Regions from separate parts of the Homo sapiens genome. Here region 2 is linked to region 1. A link is a loop called in an ENCODE intact Hi-C map of the cell type or tissue named here. Cell type or tissue: heart right ventricle. All regions are shown on one strand.

Region 1 (8,000 bases):
TTAGTAGTATCTGGTATAATATCTTACACAAACTTGATTCCCAAAAATACTTACTGAATTAATGAGTGAAAAAGACAGCTTTACTTTCTACACTTGACTCTTGCTGTATGTAATTTTGATATATACTTCCTGTTTATTTAGTTGGTCTCAGGGTAAATAAAAGGGTAACTAATGTATTATTAACCTTCAGAACCCTGAAGAAGGGTTTTTAGTTCTTTCACCCTGTTTCACTTTCTGCTTCTTCCCTAGGGATCATCTTCTTCCTTTGAAATAATCCAGATATTTTAATTGTTTATTAATGTAGAAGGCAGTTCCTGTCTTAAATTTCACTGATGTCCAGAACATTAAAATGAAGGGCCAAAAAATGGCAAGTTTAGGAAGGACGAGAAGAAAATGTCTTACCCCAGCTTCATCCAATACCTCATTACTAGAAGGATAAGTCCATGAACAGTGCCCAGGGAGATAATTTGTCCCATAGAGCTCTCACATTTAGAGCATTCTTTTAAACTATCTCAGCAATGCAGTTTATAACCATAATCCACTTACTACACACAGAAACAGCTTTATTATATGTAATCTCTGTTTTAATGGGACTCTACCACCATTACTAAATAAGGTAAAAAAGTGAGATAATCAGTTAAAATCCTAGCTGAGGATTAGTACTGCTTGGGTTCGGCTTTAACAATTCTGTTAATGTACTTCAATATTTCTACATGATGCCTAATTGGTATTGTTCTGCAGAGTTTATGACAATTTATACTTTTGATGTTGCTAGAAAAAATTGTGTTGCCATTTCTTCTTCTTAAAAAATACGTAAGTGGCACGGTGGCTCATGCCTGTAATCCTAGCACTTTGGGAGGCTAAGGTGGGTGGATCACGAGGTCAGGAGATCAGGATCATCCTGGCTAACACAGTGAAACCCCATCTCTACTAAAAATACAAAAAAATTACACAGGAGTGGTGGCATGCACCTGTAATCCCAGCTACTCAGGAGGCTGAGGCACGAGAATCAATTCAACCCAGGAGGCAGAGGTTGCAGTGAGCCAAGATCACACCAGTGCAGGCCAGCCTGGGTGACAGAGCAAGACTCCATCTAAAAAAAAAAAAAAAAAAAGGTGAAAAAAAGAATTTCTTATTTTTCTGACAACCTTGGTAATCTTAAGATTTCTTTATAGTCCATATGTCTATTGTGGAAAGAAGGCCCTGCCAAATTTCATTTTACCTTACTTTTTGGCAGTTTAGATTAAGAAGTAACTATAAGTGATGCTTTGTGGATGCTTAATGACATATCAGTCTCACTCAGGATCCTTTGAGGCGGTATTGAGCTTAGACAAAATAACAGTTCACCTGTTTGCAAATTGGCTACCTAATAATCTTTGGCATTTAAAATGTGGATAGAGAACAAGTCCAAAGAGGCACGGATAGATGCACATAATCATTGTGCTAACCCCAAAATATCTCACCTCCTAGGAAAGACTCTCACTCCAGGTGAGAAGTGGCATTAAGGAACTGTTGGTCTATTGCAGCATATCAGGCAGGAAAAACAGAAACTTAGAAAGCAGGGGAGGCTGGGCCATTTAGTGTATGGTAACACCATCCCATACACTTCAGTAAAGGTAGAAACTAGAGGTTAAATGATATTGTACTTCAAATTAGAGAAGGCTCTAACAAAGTTCAGCCAGTGTTCTTAAGAAATGACTTTTAAAACTTGTGCCTAAAGTGGTTTGTCTGTGGTCTTACTTCTATTATTCCTTTGGCCAACATAGTGCTTGGCGCATACATGGTATCTGCTTGGGAGCTTTGGTTTTTTAAACTTGCTTTCCTAGTACAGCTTCCACGGGGACCAAGTCTCCACTGTGTTACACTACTTCTAGCCTATATGTGTCAAAATATTATTGGAACAGCTTTGGAATATTGCATCTTATGATAACTATTTGTATAAAATGTTGTGCTGAAACTTAATAATTATCTGGTTGTGACAGTTATTCTCAAGATTCTTCAGTTTGTCTATCAGTCTGATGATTCGAGTTCTTTGGGATAAATATCTAAGAATTGTAATTTTACACTCATGTCTCCTCTCTGGTTGCTAAAGGCTACCAACTTAGTTCACCCAATAGTAACAACCTAATCATTGATGACTAGCAATGGCCCAGAATGTCTTTGGCCCTTATTTATTCTACGTTATTTTAAAGCAATCCTGAAGACAAGAGCTAGTGTTATCCCTATTTTTAATTTCCAGAATAATCACAGAAATTGTAAGTAACTTGCCCAAGATCACACAGGTAGTAAATGGCACAATCAGACTCTGGAACCTAGAATTTAAATTTCTGTAATCTTATTTCTTTTCTTCTCTGATGTGTCAAGCAGTTTGGCGCTTGTATCTATAATTTCTATTACGAAAATTCATCAGTCATAAATTAACATGAATTTTGCTTTTACGTAGTCACCACCATTGCTAAGAAAAGGTTGGTAATAGACCAAACTGTTGAGTATAACAAAACAGTTGAGTATACAATTTATTTATAAATTAATTCAGAATTAATATGCCATACATATTTAATATATTTCAACCCTGTTTGCCTATAGCCTGCATCTAGTTTATTGTAAAGGCTTGTCAGCTCTACCTCTGTTGCTTTCTTTTGCATCCTCTTTTCTCTAGGACCCAGATTATTTGATTTAGATACAGTTTAATTTCAGTTGGACGCTTTAGACTGCACTTGAAGTCTAACCACCATATGCAATTACAAAGAAAAACAAGTTTGTATTACAGTAACTACTTTTTTGCACCAACTATAGACTGTGCTGTTTTCAGTAGGCAGAGTAATGGCGCCTCAAAAATGTCTACTCCCTAATCTCTACAACCTGTGAATATGAATGTTACATGACACAGCGTCTTTGCAGATGTGCTTAAGGATCTTAAAATGGAGAGATTATTCTGGATTATTTGGATGGACCCAATGTAGTCACAAGCATCCTTATAAATGAAAGAAGAAGGCAGGAGAGTATTAGAGAGATAAATGTGAGAAAGACACACCCAGCCAATGCCAGCTGTGAAGATGGAGAAGGTGCCACCAGCGAAGAATGTAGCTGGCCTCTGACATTGGAATCAGTAAGGGAATGGATTCTCCCCTAAAGCCTCCAGAGAGAACACAGTCCTGCTGATACCTTGATTTTAGCCCAGTGAGACTTGTTTCAGATTTCTTAACTGTCAGATAATAAATTTGTGATGTTTTAAGCCATTGCATTTGTGGTGACTTGCTACAGCAGCAATAGGACACTAATACATACACTGCCTCTTTTCCCATTTTAACTTTTAAAGTGATGTTAGTCTTCTCAAATTTCATATTGACTGGGCATTGAGATCCTGCAGGATGAGATAAATGCTTTGTACTTCAGATGGGTTCCTTGTTCTTTGCCTTCCTCCCAAAGTCCATCACAAATGATCCTCAGTTTATTGGGTGAGCCTTCACTCTTTGAGACTTGATCTTTAAATATCTAATTATGCTGTTATCGTCTATAGTGTAGAAATTATTTCAAAGTCACAGACAAACAGCCTTGTTCACTTATCAGTTTCTCGCTGCAGTATGTAAAGGCCCTAAGAAGTCTGAAGACTGATGCTTAGTAAACCACTGCAAAGCTTAATGCTTCCTTCCTTTTAAGTGAGCATGAGAGCTTCTGAGTATTAAGCTTTTTAAAATGATTATTTTCTTTGGTAATTGCCATTATTAATTTTTGGCTGGGTTGAAGAAGACAACTGCAATATAACATGAAAACATGGCAGTCTATCACATCTATTATATAAAGTCAATTACTGCCATGGTTTCATTAACTGTACAAAAGTAATACTGTATTATGTAGTAAAGTAACATGGAAAGATGCCTCTGTTCTTGACTAAATTTTGCCTATCCTAGGGGGCTAGTTTGGAGAGATGCCAGTGGTTTTCAGGGCTTCCAAGTGAATTGCCCACTGGATCACATGTGATATCTGGTATTCAAATGTTATAATTTCAGTTCAGTTTTATCTCCTATTAGTTATCAGTCCTTGGGCAAGCTTCTTCATCTCTCTGGTCTTGGTTTCCCCATTTGTAAAATGAATATAATGTTCTTACAGGGTTGGTGTAGGAAAACTAGGTAGGTAAACTATATAAAATTTTAAGTATAGTATAGCATATACTGAGAACTCAAATGCTGTTATATTAATGATACTATGGTAGTGCTATTACAGTATTTTTAATGTAGGTGTTTTGATGTTACCATTAGATGTTTTTAGGTATTTAAACATCAAATAAACTATTTTACTGTATATTTTAACTGCTTTTTAAACAAAACTGATATGAATGAAGTTATTAAATTGGTAAAATAGTTTTATAAGAAGATATTGAATATGACAGAACATTTGGATTAATATATTGTTATTATTTGCGAAATGAAAATGCCAGTATGATTAAACTGGAAATGAGAATCCTTTTATCAGAACATATTATTTGGTAACATAAGGAGCATTTGGAGATGTAACATGATTTTAAAATGGAGACTGGTTTGCGCAATGCTGCATGAACTAGTGACCTAAAGCCAGGCTCTTTATTCTTAAGCCAAATTGCTTTCTGAACACTCTGTTGCCCTCTAGTGGGTCCACAGTTACCTAGAAACCAGCTCACAGGAGCTACTTCCTGAACAGGATGAAGTATTTTGTTCTACTTTATTTGAAAATAATTTTTGCTATGTTTTTTGTTACAACTCACAGACTCAGGCATGGAGAATAAAGCCAGAGTTTGCATATATTTCCCTGTGCTTTTGTGCATCTTCTAGTAAGGGCTAAAGGAAATTCCTTGCATTTATAAAAACTCCTCTTTTAAATTTATTTTTAAATTTAGACTTCTTCCCGCCTACCTGTTTGCTGGCTGAAAGATTAATGGCTGGTGGTGATGAAGTGTGTAACTTATTCAGTCTGTAGTTGGACAATCTATGAAGTATATTGTGTTTTCTGGAGAAGGAGAATGCTAAATTAAGTTAAACAGCTTTTTTTTTTTTAAAGGTCCTGATTTATTTCATTTCTTAGCCCTCATTTTATCAGTAAGATTTCCATCGCAAGCTAAAGTACCTATTTTAAAGCCACAATTAAAAGAAAAACAAATCAGGATATGATGTGTTTTTGTTTTTCCTTCAAAAAGTCTTACTTTGGTTCATGGGAGTTGATGTTATAAAAGCACAAAAGCACATAGAAGAAGTTTGGAGAAGGTTTCAGAAATAAATGCAGAAGCTCCTGAAGAACAAATGAATTACCTTGGTCATGAAATTTTAGCTCAGAATTTTCAAGATTACTCTCCGCTTATAGAATTACAAAATTGTAGAATCATGGATCCAAACAAGACCTCAACAGTCATGTGGATTAAACTCATCATCTTTCAAAAGAGGAAATATCCTACCCAGGAAGAGGTTATAGAACACGATGTCTGTAGCTGATTTAGTTCCTGAGTCCATTTCTGCATTTCCTCCCTAGGATGCTGATAACATCTCATGCAGATCAAAACTACTCAGTTTGAAGTTGGCTTCCTCCATTGACATCCTTGTTTTTGTTGGTTAGTTTCAAGTTGGCTTCTTCCATTGACATCCTTGTTTTTGTTGGTTAGGAGCACCTTCTCCTAGTCTCCCAGACTTGAACTTGCAGTTATTTTAAAAATTTAGTTATTTAATAAAGCCAATTTATTCTTTCCTTTATCCTTTCCCATATGTTTGTTTTTGTCTTTGAATTTCCACAGCTACCAAATTTATATCCATAATATTTCAGGCCAAGGTTACTGTAATTGACAAGAAATTGGTCGTCTTGTTTTTAGTCTCTTCCTTACCTGTCAGCTGTTTTTGTGCCTCGTATGTAGGCAGAATGGTTAAGATCTTGGATTCTGGACAAAAAAGTCAGTTCATTTCTTGGCCCTGTTATTTGTCTAGTTTTGTCCAAGTTGCTAAACCTCTTTGTGCCTTAGTTTCATCATGGATAAGTGGAACTAAAAATAGTACTAATTATGTAAGTTAACACGAAGTGTTCAGGAGAGCACCTGGCCTGTAGTAAGTCATCAATTGTTATTGTAATTAACACACTATTAATAATGTAAATTACATTATTTAAAAAGTATTGCTTAAATCATATTGTTCCTTTTAGTGTATACTGCATCAAGTCCAAACTTTGTAGCCATTTAGAGGCCTCACAATGCCTCCAAACTTTCTCTAAACCCACTTCAACCGCAGTGGTGGCGAAACTACTGTACGATTTATTATGTATCATGGACTTTCTAGCTCCAAAGCTTTTTTTCTTAATGTTCCGGTTGTCTGCTATATCCTTGTCCCTATTTCCTGCCCATCGAAGATTCAGTTTATGTTGTATTTTGTATTATTCAATATTAGCTCCATGAGGAGGGGGTCTTTGCTTTATTCACTGCTGTATTCCCAGTGCCTGCAGCAGTGCCTGGCATTTCCTAGCTGTTCAAATAATTACAGTCAATGAATGAACGTATGCTTTGAGGTTTTGAATAAGCCATTCAACCACTTGTAACTCCAGTTTTTCCATTGGTAAAATGAGAGTGATAAATGATATCGTTCACATCGTATTATTGGGAAGGTTGAAAAAGTGTGCAGGAAAATACAATGGAAATTACAAAGCACTATATACGTGTAAAAAATGTATCTATTCCTGCTGTTCAGTTCTTATGAATTTTTCAAGATCAAGGTGAAATTGTATTTTATCCCAGTCAACATTTGTAAATCATCTCAATCTAAAGTAAATCCTCTGTGCTCTGAAATTTTATAGAAACGATTAAGTGGTCTTTTTTTCTTTTTCAAATGTTATTGGCTAGTAACATTTACCACTTACCATCTCGAAGTTCTTAAGAATTTTATTGTTTAACTTTTTAAGTCTTGGTTTGTCTGTCCAGGTGTCTTGTGTGCTGTTTTAGGACTGGGATGATTGTTTAAAATATTTTTTAGCCCATAGACTTCTTACCTGTAGTTCAGTGTTTCATAAACATGTTTAATTTTAGTTAGTGATAGAGTGGGAACTAGAATTGAAGATTTCTAATTGACTACCTTTTTCTTCCACCAAACTACGTTGTCTCTTTGAAATATTTTATTAGGAGACAGTTTGTGGGCATGTTTCAACCTCAGAGAAGAATTTTGGAATCAATGCCTTTGTGACCTTACTATAGCTAAGGCAAATAGTGTCAAGAGATAGTAACTTAAACTACAGTAATCTTGATGATGGCCATGTCAGATATGTGCCTTCCGCAATTTAGTTGGTTGACAACTATAGTGTGTATGGGTGTATGTGTGTATGTACGTATGATGAGAGAATCTGTGCACAGATGTATGTATGTGGAGGAGTGTGTACACTTGCCCTGAATTTGTTTGCTTGTTGTGTACAATTGTGACACACAGGTTTCATCAGAGGTTGGAATGACATGATCAAGCTCTATGGTATTATTAATTTAGCTAAGCATTTGAGTACAGTGAAGAGTAAACCATAAGAAAATGTTTGATATGTGTGTAAAATTTTAAGTTTGGTTGGAGGGAAAAACCCAATAAAATTTGAGATCACAATAATGCTTTACTTAGAGCTAAAAATGTAATTCAAAATAAGAGTCAATGAACACTTTCATCTTTACAGTATGCCTTTCACCATATGTTACATTACTGGACCCAGTTCTACCAATTTTCTCTCTCACATTAGCTTCTTTTGAAGCTATTTGTATAGGCATATCTTTGGCCTAGGGGTATGGGACCATTATTTTTTTTTAATATACATCTGTTTTTTTACTTATGTAACTTACGAATTACAATCTCATTGTAATACCTAAAATTATACCAAATGGAAGACTACTTAAGCTATAAAACATCTTCTTTTAAAAATGCAAATGCCTGTGAGTACTAGTGTCAGTCACCAGTACCTGTGTGTATTGATTCAGATCGTGCTCCACTAATACCTAGCTGAAATCAGCTTCACTAAAGCAGTAT
Region 2 (8,000 bases), 980 kb after region 1:
CAGTATTTCTGATGGAATCGCCCTGGTGAGGATTTTTTAAATAGTAGCAGAGGAGGCTTTGATTTCTTCCCATGACAATGTTGCAAATGAGCCTAAATACAGCTTTGCATTTGTTTAACTGAAAGCTGCCATTTCTCAGTGTCAGTTGGGCGTTGTATCTCAGAATGACAAGTGCTGTTAACTTCAGCTACCAAAAAAAAATTACCAATCTTAGCATATCTTCACCAGAGTATAATTGTTAAAATGATTCTATGAGAGATTCTGCAAGAAAAAAAATGTACAAAAATCGGAATTACTTGGGGAAATGGATGGGATGGATTTGCATTTGATATGACTTACAGTTGGCAAGGTGAAGAAAAGCATAAATACATTGAATTTCCCTGACCTGGGCAAATTCATCACTAATAACAGGAGTAATAATAACGACAATACAAATAAAGACCATAGAATGATACAAAGGCCTTTCAAAGATTTTTACACGTTTTTGTCTAAATAATAGTTTCAGAACCAATTTCAAGCAAATATACTTAATTCCATGTCAAACTAAACTTACAGGGTTGATCAGTTCTGGAGCCCTTAGTCATGTTAAAAATTTGGGCTCCCTTCAAATAGTGCCTTTTTTAGATTATTTACATTTTGATTCACAAAAATGTGATTTTCTATGTCATATCTCAAAAGTACAGTTTTGCATAAGCCAAGGTGCCCCTTAATGGAAACATGACTGTGTTATTGGTGCCTTCTGGATGAGCAGTTGCCTTTCATCTAGGGTGCCGGTTTACTGATGCTGCTTCTTCGTATACATGTGTCTGCCCCATTGGGGAAGGTGGGAGGGAATGGATTTAGAAGATTGGGTATAGCGCTGCTAAACTCTAAGTCAATTTGCCTGACCATGTGTTTTCAGGCAATTAAGGAAATACACTTGAAAGTTAACTCATAGGAATGTGCATTGGGCACTGAGCACGGTCCATTTACTCATTTCTTTCTTAAGGATGATGTATCATTGATTCCTCAGTGGGATCTCCTTGGTCTGGTTCTCCCATCCCAATGGATGTCAACAAGGCTTCCTGGAAAGGAAGGATGGAAGACTTGGGTCATCTATTCTCTAATCAAATGTATAATTAAAAAAATAATTTTGAGACTGAGAAGCCTACTACTTAAGCCGTAACTAAGGAACAAGTCTGCATTAAAGTAAAATTACTGGCATGCTAAAAAAAGGTGGCTTAAGAAATTAAAACTCGCAAGGTCAGGGGAATTTTTAGGGAGGCAGAATTATCTGGGTCCTCAAGGAAAAGAAATAGAAAAATTTCTGCACTAATTCTTTTATTTCTTTAAACAGTCTAGAGGTTTATTGAATTACAGTTATAAGTAAGAAAAAAGCAGTTTGCCTTTCTTGGGGAAGAATATTTTAAGCTCTTATTTTTTTTCTTTTAATATTAACAGAGTTTCTGAGAATTCTAAGGAAAGGCTTTTCCTAGTATCACAAAAAGAAAGGGCAATAAAGTTTTGAATTTGGTTTATATGGCTGGCATTTAGGAAGATATAGTAAATTATTCTGATGCATTGACTGGTAAGTTTTTTGGTGATTCGTATCAGGTTGCTGTATTTATTTTAAGACCTAGTGTATAAATCTCATTTCCATTAATTCAAAAAACATTTATCAAGCACCAATCATGTACCTGAAACTGAGTTAAACACGGCAATTCTCTGATGAGAGCAATACTACCATTTATTTAATGATAAGTAAAATCAAATAAAAACTATGCTACATTAGGCCCTTGCTATAAAAATTTAATAGAATCAGAGTTGGAAAGCTTAAAAATATTTTAGAGGTCATCTAATCTATGACAACTCATACACACAAAAGTATATTTTACATGGGACCCAGAACAGTTGTGTATGTTTATATGTATATTTTACATATATATATCCTTTTATATACATATTATATATGTATGGATATATATATGTATGTACAAACCAGTTTCATGAAACAATACATACTCTTATTCTGATTTATTACATTAAAAATGCTGATCACAATTCTCTAAATTGGTTTTATAACCCATTAACGAATGGCAGTCTGAACTCTGAAAAACACTAATGTGACACAACAGCATGACCCCTTATCTTAAAGATGAGATTGAGCCTGAGCCAGGTTACTTGCTTACATTAGAGCCTTGGTTAGTGGAAGGGCTAAACCAGATTTCCTGACTGCTGGTTTCCTGGTCTATCACATTATCTTATTTTCTTCTTAGAACTCATTATCACCATCTGAAATGATCCTGCTCATTGCTGTCCTGAGTGTTATCTGTCTCTCCCTTAAGGAAGTGAAGCTCCTGAGAACAGCCACCTTCACAGATGTACTGGCTGTTATTCCACTCATGCAGAGCTTGGCATATAGCATATGTTCCATACATTTTTTTTTTTTTAACAAGGAGGGCTGTAGATTCGACCCTGCTTTCTATCAAGTGTAGATTCGATTGAATAGTTTGGTAGGGTCATTGCTGTGGAATAACAACCTGCCTTTTATGAGGGAGGAAAAAGAAGATGAAACGATGTAGCCAAGGCGCACACAGCATCAACACAAAAGCCAGAACCGGAGTCTAGGTCTCTTGACCCCTGTTGAGGGCCATGAGTTCCCTATGATATGTTGTCTTATATTTTTAGTCTAATAATATTATTAAGTTGACTTGCCCCAGAATACTCCTCTCCCCTAAAGTGTAACTCTTTCATTTTCTTTTTTCTTTTTTTTTTTTTTTGAGATAGAGTCTTGCTGTGTCACCCAGGCTGGAGTACAGTGGCACGATCTCGGCTTACTGCAACCTCCGCCTCCTGGGTTCAAGTGATTCTCCTGTCTCAGCCTCCTCAGTAGCTGGGATTACAGGCACCTGCCACCACGCCTGGCTAATTTTTGTATTTTTAGTAGAGTTGGGGTTTCGCCATCTTGACCAGGCTGGTCTCAAACTCCTGACCTCAAGTGATCTGCCACCTCAGCCTCCCAAAGTGCTGGGATTACAGGCATGAGCCATGGCGCCTAGCCAACTCTTCCATTTTCTAAGGAGTAAGGGAGCTCAGTGTTGGAGAAGCCACACTATTTATGAGAATACTGTCAGTCAAATACAGCAAGAGGAACACATACTTCCAGGTGTGTTGAAAGGTCAAAAATTACATTTATTCCTTCTAAGTTATAATCAAATGAAATGAGAAATCAAATGGGAAATGTTTTCACATCCTAGATCCTTGCCAAATTCTAGCAAAGAAACACAAAGTCAAGTAAATATGTAATTTAACTTTAGGGTACTTTTTAAAGGGAAGCAAATTGCTTCTGGTCAGAGATTTTTGTTTGGACAAGTTTCCAGTATGAATTTTAAAACAGTTTAGAAACTCAACTCTGGGAATCCATGTCACAGAAAAAGGGAATGAGAGAGAGAGAGGTGGGATTAGAGACAGCTTCTCACTTTAAGCTACAGGAGAAACCTCACATTCTGGAAAATGACCACTGTTCAAAATAGGTCAAATTGCAATTTACCGTAATTCATCAAAACTCTAATGGCCACTGGAGAAAGCCCCAGTTTGATCTGGCCCAGGACTTAAGGGTTCCTTAGGGCAGGTGCACCCCAGGCTTTTTCTTTATAACCCCAGCATACCCAAAGTAGACTCTACCCATCTTGGATCTTCAGTAAATATATGAGTCTAACAAATGTGACCAAGAGCTGGTGCCTTTGATCCTAAAATAAAAGTTTTCACTGAATTTTGATGAGTAGCATTGGGCATAGAGTTTGGGGCAGCTTGGGGAGTATTCTACCTTCTGAATCAGATTCAGCAAATAATAAATGGAGGCATATGGTCCATGCTTTATCTGGTGACTCTAGACCAGAGTTTCCTAAAATTGTTGTCACTTTTTTAAAGGTGGGGAGGGAAAGTTTGGATTAGAAAGAGAGAAGAGGTTACTAGCTGAAAGTGATCATATTTATTGTGCTCTAGAAACGATTTCCCATTTAATATTATTCCAGCATAAATGTTGCCCCTGCATTCCATCCACAATGCAAAACATCAGGGAACAAGCTCCCATGAGAGCTTGTTTCTGCTTAATGTACCCTGGGGGAAAGCCTAGAAAACATTAAAGCAGTAGCTAGGCGCTTTAATGAAGTTAGCCTGCTGAAACCAGGGGAGGTATGCCCGAAGTACACCTGAAAGCACTTTGATTATCGCATCGGCTTCAAAAGAAGCCCCTTCCTTCGTTTTTTAGCTCTGCTGCCCTGAGAAATAGAATTACACCTTTATATTCAGGTTAATTTTGCTGTCTTGCTGAGGCCTGAAAGCATTTCTAAGCACTCTGAAGATGTAAGGGAAGCGGGCTGTTCCTCTCCATCCTGCCCGCCACGTCGCAAGCCCAAATGGACAGAGGGTGCTCAGAACCCTTCAGTTTGAAGCATGTCCTAAGAATGTAAAGTCCAGCACAATAAATGCCTTCCAGTTCTGAAAAAGATAACTTCCTACTTTCTGCTAACATTGAGTCAATCGGGTTCCACAGGTTTGCTTTAAAAAAAAACAAATCAAACCAAAACAAAACAAAACCTCAGATAATCCCTGGCCTTCATAAGCTATCCCTCCCCTAACACACACGCTGCCTTTAGCTTTTTAATATCATCACCTCGCTCTCCATTTCCTTTTGTTTTATAATGCTTGTGTTTCTTTCTTTCTTCGTCTTCCTCTTTTTTCCATTTTTCTCTTTGGCTGGTCTCTCTGCTTAGCATTCCTTTCATTTCCTTTTGCATCTCTCTTCCTCTAGGATTTTAGTTCCTCGTTTCTGCTTGTTGTTTCCTTTTCTGGTCACAGCTGCCCCCTAATGGTTTTCAAGATCATTACTGCTTTGGACTAGAGGAAAGAGGGAGGCAAAGAGCTAGAGAAGGAAAGTTAGAGAGAAACATAAAATGTGTCTTTGCTTTTAACTTTGCCATATCGTCTCAATATCTCTGGAAGAATATGCAAAACCTGCATCAATGGGGAAGAAGTGAACTGGAAAACTAAGGGACAGGTGTGAAGTTTGTACAGGATACTTTTTCGTGTAATTTGAATTTTTAAAAGATGTGTACTACTTATTTTCTTTTTTATTTAATTTTGAAATAAATAAATAGTATCTGAGTCTGGAGACTGAAAAAGAGACTGCCTCTATAAATGATTTCTTGGTTGCAGCAGGAAAGCAAGCGCCATGCCAGCCCCCTCCCCATCAGTGTGCTCATCCAGATACTAAGGGTTGATTGGCAGCTCAGTAAACTATGTAGGAGTAAATATGACGGAGGAGAGTGGGAACTAATGACTATGGTGGGTGTGAATTAACCCACCCTGGAGTCTCCTCAATAGCAAAAGGTCAGCTCCCTGACTACTGCCTTTCCATCAAGACTTTCACGCTCAAATTAGCAGCTATTGCCATCATAATGTAACAATCACCTGACATGTAGATGTCTAATTAAGGCACCATAAGTCACAGGTTACAAATTTGAAAACAGCAATAGCAACAATAAAAAAATCCCTTACAAATCTGTGGGGGATTTGATAGGGTACATATGCATGTGAATGAAGGCAAGGTAATGTGCACTAGTGGGTGGAAGATTCAAGTTTCCAAGAAAATTCATCTATGAATTTAGTAAGAGAATGGGAATTTTCTCTTCAAAATATTTCTGAATGATTAAAAATTTCATATCGTAGCCCTAAAATATCCAATTGCATAACCTATAAGTGCTATGACGTTACAAATACATTCTTGGCCTTTGGTTGTGATTGCCAAGTGGAATCTGTATTTTTTATGATAGGCTAGAAAAAGCCTTGTTGAAAAATATCTCCTCAAAAAGCCCTGCCAAGATGCCTGACATACTCATTAGCACTCGCTGTTTGGGAAAAGTACCCAATGCAAATACTATGATGATGGAATATCCATTGAAGCCCCATCCATGCATTAACAGTTTAAGGATAAAAGAGCATTAATTTCAACTTGCTTAGGTTGGCCTACAGAATTCAGACTAAAGCCTGTTTTAAATCCACGAGTGAGAATGCGATCAGGAAAGAGTCATAGCCAAAACTCAAAACCAGATAAGGTTAAAAATCATTCAAGTCAACCCATCATTCTGTAGGTGAGAAAAGTGGTTCCAAATTGGTTAACAGAATTTTCAAGGACACCCAAGTAGAGACTGAAGGTCCAGCTGCCCTGTCCTCAAGGCTTCTGCTGCCCCCACCTGCTTCTCCGCGGTGGTCTCCACTGACGAGTGGAGTTGAGGCCCGAAGCTGGGAGAGCATCATAAAGACCCTGACTCCTGGTGAGTGCTCTGGGAAAGTCATCCAAGAGAGCGTAGAAAGAACATGGGATGATAGACAATAATATGAATATAAGCTAGCTCTTCTCTTCCTTAACCAAACAGACAGTGAGCATTTTCAAATGCTGCCTTGGTAATCAGAACTTCTGCTGATACTGGGGTTCCTTTCTTGGCAAACAAGTATGGTAACCACAGAGATTGATAAGGGTGTGAATTTCTATGGGTTTCTATGGGAATTATTCAGCTCTGGTCTTTTGATTCTGAGGCTGAGTTGTCCAACATGGTAGCTGGTAAGCACATGCGGCAATTTACATTTAAATGAATAAAATTAAATACAACCTACAGTTCAGTGACTCACTCACACTAGCCACATTTCCAGTGCGCAGTAGCCATGTGAACAGCACAGAGACCACCGTCCTTGCAGAAGATTTAATGGAGAGTGCTGTTTTAAGGGAGAGGGTTGACTGGGTCTTTTTGATACGCTTATTGCCTCAAAGGTAGAAAAATTAATGTAGCATAGGAAGATCAGACTCATGCTAAAGCCAGGCAGACTGGAAGAAGCAATAGGGCTTCTTTAGGTTCTTTTTCCAAGGATTCCAGGGAGGTCTGAATGAATTTTGCACATTTTGCTGCTGCTTTTTAAATTTTGTTTCATAAGGGCCCCTCCTACCAGATCCAGTGTTTGTGTCTGAGGAAGAAATGAGATATACACCCAGTATGGAGTGAAGGAGATTTCAATACTTTATGGAAATCTGTAAGGATTCCAGAAACCCACCAAATAGAATATACTAGAAATATCAATTTAGAATAGAAATGTCAAATAGAAACTACTGGGCAATATTCAAGTGTGCTGGAAAAAAAAAAAGTTGATTGTTTAAAAGGCGAGTAAGAAAAAAAAAAAAACCCTTAGTGACCAGAAACCTGGACTTTGACATCAAACAAAAGAGAGAATAATAAATTAGGACCTATTCCATTTTAACTGAAGCTTTGCTTCTGAGACAGATGTAGCTAAACCTTAACTAGGGCAGTGTGTTAAATTACAGATTAAGATGCAATTATGCCTTAGATCTTTCCTTTTCAGGGTGAGAGCTTATTGATGTTAGGGCTCCGATAAGGGGAAGCACCATGTGACACGTGATATCTATTGTGGAAGCATGAAACTTCTGGAGCTTTTAGATCCTGTGTTCCCGAGAGGCAAGACCTAAATCTCTGTCTTGCTCGCATACCTCTGGCATAGTCATGCATCCATGAACATTTCGTAAGTACAGTGGGATGAACACAGATGGAAAAGCATACCTGAAACGAACCTCTAGTAACCACCAATGGTTGAGTGGGCTGGTGATGAAAGGTCTGGCTCCAGCTCATAAACCCATCAGCCGCTACTTTGAACATGTCCCTGCAAAGCTCCTGCCTGCATGAGGCGAGGCTTTTGGTGTTTTCAAATTGGCTCTCTGCAGTTGCTGCTAAAGGTCACAGGTAAATCTGGGAATTCCACCACTGCAGCATTTTCGAGAACTTGTTCTTGGTGGTTTTTCCAAGAAACCTGAAACATCTGCCCCATATTGAAAAGTACCCAGAGAGGAAATGTGAAGGAATGCTTGTCCAGGTTTCCTTCAACGGAAGAGCATTTATGGAAGGCTGTGTGTAAATAGAACACATCAGATCAGAAGTTCCCAACTACTGGTCTGT

What was found. Peaks named below come from ENCODE experiments on the same cell type or tissue, not always from the same donor. Only the 100,000 strongest peaks of a DNase experiment are listed, where the experiment ranks them.
Region 2: a loop joins it to region 1, with 3 times the contacts of the local background. A loop is called at or near these places in 35 of 110 quality-filtered maps.

What each region holds. Positions count from the first base shown.
Region 1 is chr2:204,687,484-204,695,483 of GRCh38, forward strand. The region is part of intron 2 of PARD3B (par-3 family cell polarity regulator beta); the gene reads left to right. Among named protein-coding and RNA genes, the nearest start is that of PARD3B, 150 kb to the left of the region's middle. In heart right ventricle, a CTCF peak has its summit at 4,636 (motif pointing left); a DNase peak (open chromatin) is centred at 4,598; H3K27ac peaks cover 435 bases.
Region 2 is chr2:205,671,266-205,679,265 of GRCh38, forward strand. No RefSeq gene overlaps it. Among named protein-coding and RNA genes, the nearest start is that of NRP2, 7.2 kb to the right of the region's middle. RefSeq lists an enhancer at 7,150-8,000. In heart right ventricle, a CTCF peak has its summit at 4,849 (motif pointing left); no DNase peak of the experiment used is centred here; H3K27me3 peaks cover 426 bases.